Regions from separate parts of the Homo sapiens genome. Here region 1 is linked to region 2. Evidence: read pairs that join two places in POLR2A ChIA-PET (ENCODE). Cell type or tissue: HCT116. All regions are shown on one strand.

What was found. Peaks named below come from ENCODE experiments on the same cell type or tissue, not always from the same donor. Only the 100,000 strongest peaks of a DNase experiment are listed, where the experiment ranks them.
Region 1: POLR2A ChIA-PET joins it to region 2 with 5 read pairs; 3 of 35 experiments call an interaction of 5 or more read pairs at or near these places.

The regions. Positions count from the first base shown.
Region 1 is chr5:115,605,592-115,608,091 of GRCh38, forward strand. All of the region lies in intron 3 of TMED7-TICAM2 (TMED7-TICAM2 readthrough), which reads right to left. The region is part of intron 2 of TICAM2-AS1 (TICAM2 antisense RNA 1); the gene reads left to right. Among named protein-coding and RNA genes, the nearest start is that of TICAM2, 4.4 kb to the left of the region's middle. In HCT116, no CTCF peak of the experiment used is centred here; no DNase peak of the experiment used is centred here.
Region 2 is chr5:115,846,245-115,848,744 of GRCh38, forward strand. All of the region lies in intron 1 of AP3S1 (adaptor related protein complex 3 subunit sigma 1), which reads left to right. Among named protein-coding and RNA genes, the nearest start is that of AP3S1, 5.6 kb to the left of the region's middle. In HCT116, no CTCF peak of the experiment used is centred here; a DNase peak (open chromatin) is centred at 1,227; H3K4me3 peaks cover 1,537 bases; H3K27ac peaks cover 2,500 bases.

The DNA of each region.
Region 1 (2,500 bases), 240 kb before region 2:
ATATATGGAAACGAGGAAATTCACTGGAATGCCTCTTAGTGCTAACAGTCCTAGTCAGTGGAAAACTGCAGCAACCCAGTAAAGACAGGCCTATCAACGGCTCAATTCTGTAGAAATGAAGGTTTAGGTCACTTCATTAGACAAAGAATCCCATCTAGTCAAAATCCTGGAGGAAGGTAAGAAGAAGGATTACTAAGCTTGATTATGGTACTTTATTCCCCCAGAAATAAAACCAAAAGATGGTTTACTAGGACGTTCAAAATCAATAAACTTCTAGCCAGATAAGTCAAGAAAAAAGAGAGCAGATGCAAATTACCAATATTAGAAATGAGAGAGGGACATGACATTCCAGTTATTAAAAGGTTACTAAGGAAAGATTATGAACAACTTTATGCCAGCAAATTCAACAATTTATATGAAATGGAAAAAATCCTTAAAAGCCAAACAGTCAAGATGAAACAGATTATTTTAAAAGCCCTAAATCTATCAAAGAAATTAAGGTGTAGTGAAAAATGTTCCGAAAAAGAAAACTTCATGTCCAGGTGACTTCAATGGTGAACTCTACCAAAACATTTAAGGAAGAAATGATACCAATCCTACACATACTCTTCAAAAAAATTCAAAAGGAGGGAATACTTCTGAAATCATTCTATTAAGCCAGCATTAGTATCATACTAATCAGACAAAAGACATTACAAAAACAGAAAACTAAAGACCAACATCGCTCATGGATATAGATGTAAGATTCTAAACAAAATTTGAACAAATCAATGATGGTTGAGAATTTTCCAGAACTGATGTATCAACCCACAGATCTAAGATGCCAAACAAAGCCTAAGTGGGAAAATACAATAAAATCCTCACGTATATACAACACAATGAAACTCAAAAAAAAAAAATTATAATTACAAAGAGAAAATCGTGAAAGCAGCCAGAGGAAAAAAAAATGGATTAGTCTAAATGGAGCAAAAGACTGACAGGTGACTTCTTCCCAGTAACAGTGGAAGTCAGAATACAAGGGAAAGTTATCTTTACCTTTCCAGATAACCATCCATTTCAAGGGAGAAAAAAAAAGTCCTTCAAAAAGAAGGCAAAATAACGACATTTCAAAAAACAAGAGCAAAGTAAATGTGCCACCAGGTGACCTGCACTAAAGTAAATTCTAAACATATACTCAGGCAAAAGAAAAATTACTCCAGATGGAAGCTCAAAGACACAGCAAGGAATGGAGAGTAAGAAAGGTGGCAAATTTGTGGGTAAATCTAAGTCAATATTAACTATATAAAACAACAGTAATAACTTACATTTAAAGAGATACAACATATGTGACAACCACATATATAAGCTGGGAGGAAAGTAAATGGGATTAAAGTGTTCTAAGGCTACTGCACTGCGCAGAAGTCTGGGCGAGTTTAGGCGTTGATAAGTCAGAGATGCATAATGAAATTTCTAGAACAACCATGAACAGAAATATATACAACATCCCATCTGATAGGTAGAAGAAAAAAAGGAGTAACAAAAACAAAACTATCAAAAAAAAAGTAGAAAAAAAGGAACATAGAACAGATAGGACACATACTAATAGTAACAACAATATGATATAAACGAGACACCTCTAAAAACTAAATATACACAAAGACTGAAAGTAAAACTGTGGAAAATGATATACGACACAAGTGCTAGCCAAACGAAAGCTGGTATAGCTACATTAATATCAAATAAAATTAATTTTAAGGCAAAATTTATTAGTGGAAATAAAGATAATTTTGTAATGATAAAGCTTCTTTCAATTAACCTGGAAAATATAACAATTATACATTTGTATCCCAATACAAAATAGAAAAAGAGAGAAATTGAAAGAATCACACAAACACATCTAAAATCATGCTAGCTACATTTTAACACAATTCTCTTAGTAATCAAGAGATATATACCAAAAACAAAAAAATCATCACTAAGGATACTGAAGACTTGAAAATTAATGAACATGACTAAAATGATTAATGAACATAAATAACTGTAGAACTCTTTTCAAGCATCCTAAAATTTATAAAAACCAGCCACTTATTATGTCATAAAGCAACTGTTAACACATTTCAAAGAATTTAAATCATATAGAGAATATATCATCTGATCACAATTCAATTATGTTAAAAATCAACAATAAAGGAAAACTTAAATATTCATGTTTGGAAATTATAGTTCCAAATAGTATCTATGGATCAAAGTAGTAATGATAATGAAATAAAAAACTTTGCAGTTAGTGAATAACTAAAATGCTAGATATTGAGACTTGTAGAATGGAGTTAGTAGTAGGCAGAATTCTAAGATGGTTCCTGAAATCCTTTCCAAGCCCCATATCCATACCTTTGTGTGGACAACGCCTGTTACATTTAGTAAGAGAATATGGCAAAAGTGAAAGGATTTTGCAGATGCAATTAAGGTGCCTATTTAGTTGACTCTGACTTAATCAAAAGGGAGACTATCCCAGGTGACTCTG
Region 2 (2,500 bases):
ACACTCCTCCAGCTTTGGCTTCCCAAAGTGCTGGGATGACAGATCTGAGCCACCATGCCTGGCCTGTGAATTACTTTTATAAAGTGGAAATGTCTTTCTTTTGTGTGAATTATCTTAGTTGTTTCTTCAGATATAAAATACTGTGTGTATGTATGCATGTGTGTGTACACACCACACACATATTAAGTGCAAGCAGGAAAAATTTCAAATTAACCTATATGAGTTGCCTCAATTTTTTTAATAAACTGTATTTAATTAAACTGTTAACCAAATGCAAGCCTTAGGAGGAACTCTAAGATTCTTCTTTCTCGTTTTTTTTTTTTTTTTTAAATCTTAACATAAAAATACAAAGTGTTGAAAGTATAGATAACTTCTTTTTTCTTTTAAAAATATCCCTTAAAAAGATCCATCCATGTTCACTCATGTCTTTTTTTAGTGACTATTAAGACGTTGTGGCAGATGGGATAATTAAACTTATGTCTGTGATCAAGATAGAATTATCAACACTCCTGAGTATGAGGGTGTTAACACATACTAACACACGGCATTTCAGCTTTTTGTTAAGAAGAAAATTCCATACGATTTGGTTTCCTTCCATATTAGTTATAATGCGTTTGTCTGCATAAATTGGGTTTTATGTAGCCTGACTCAAGTGCTTGGAAAGAACTATGTTAGGTACATTATAGGAAGTGCAGAGTAGTAGACCGATTCCAAAAGTATTTGATTCAGCAAATCAATGACTTTATTGTAGATCCAATTTCTTTCTCTTTCTCTGCTTTACTCATCACAAAATTACTATTATCCAAAGGCTGTTTTTCTCCTTTGGTAATCAGTTCAATTCAGAAAGAGACAACCATCTGTTTCTGCAGTCCTGGACTGTGTCTTTCCCTTCATTCTGGTTAGACCCACCCAAGACCAATATTCTTACCCTAATCAACATCCAACTTTGGATTGGAGCTGAAGATGAGAGTGAAAACGGGAATAAAATGGATATTCTGTTGGAAAGATGAAAGAAAGGAGTGGATGGTGGGTAGGCAAACAAGGGTCTGCTATTTCTTCTTCTAAACTTTTAAAAAAATATTTATTTTTATGGCCGGGTACAGTGGCTCATGCCTGTAATCCCAGCACGTTGGGAGGCCTAGATGGGAGGATTGTTTGAGCCCAGGAGTTCAAGACAAGCCTGGGCAACGTGGCAAAACCCTGTCTCTATGCCAAAAATACAAAAATTAGTGAGTCATGTTAGCACACACCTATAGTCTTAGCTGCTTAGGTGGCTGAGGTGAGAGGATCACTGAGCTCCGGAGATCAAGGCTGCAATGAGCTGAGATTGCGCCATTGCGCTCCAGCCTGGGTGACAGAGGAGACCCTGTCTCAACAAATTTAAAAAAATATATGTTTTTATTGAGGTATAGATGACAAAAAAAAATTACATATATTTACCGTGTACATGTTATTTTTGTATATGTATATATTGTGAAATGGGTAAATCAAGCTAACTAACATGTCTATCACCACTATTCCCTCTTTATTAGCTTTTAATATATATTAGTTTTCTGAAATTTTAGATTGCTTCTGAGGTTGTTAATATCAGGAATAGTTCCTTGTAATATGCAATACTGAACCTGTGTCACAATAGATCTTAATTTCAGGTTTTCCTTATATCAAAGTATCCTCGAAAAACCCAAATGCTTATACGTTCACAGTTTTTATGTGGAGTATGCTGGAAAACTTGCTTTTTAAAAATTAAGACTAAACCTTTTGAATATTTAATTGTAAAGGAGGAAATAAAGTCTTCAAAGTTAAAATGATTTTTGGTTATGAGGTAAGTGTTATAAATAGGACAATGTTATAGGTCATTTCATGGCTTTTCTAAAAGAAGGCCTTACGTGACGTACCTATATTATATTCTTTAGCAAAGTTGTTTTCAATTTTAAGTAAGTTTCTTTTTTTGTGACTGTGGAAAATTAAATATTAAGGCCACTAAGGTCATTCTTGATTTTACCACACACAGATAATTATTAACACTTAGTGTATTTCCCCCCGGTCTTTATTTTTCTTTTCAGAATGTCCCAGTGAATAGGATATACCTTTTAGACATTAATAACACAAATAAATGCTTTGAAGCTGATGATGGATTTATTAAACATTGTGGCTTTAAGATAACTGAATATGTTAATGTTCAGCCACTCTCTTGTTAAAATTTAAAAAAGACAGTATATGGTAATAGCACATTAATAATTTGCATGTCCTAAGAAATGTGTATATATCTTTCTTTTGTATAAAATTAAACTTACCTGTGTAACCTGAGGTTATCAGTGTCCTTGTCTTTTTCGTTCTGAAAGGAAATCTTTGCTAATTTTTGTTTGAAAGTCAAGAGTTCATTCTTACCTTTAGCACTTAGTCTTTTTTGTACCTGTGGATTATGGATTTTGTCACTGCTGTTTTATAATTCAAGGTGATTCTGAGTTGTTACCATCTAGAGGGCCCAGTCCCCTTCCAA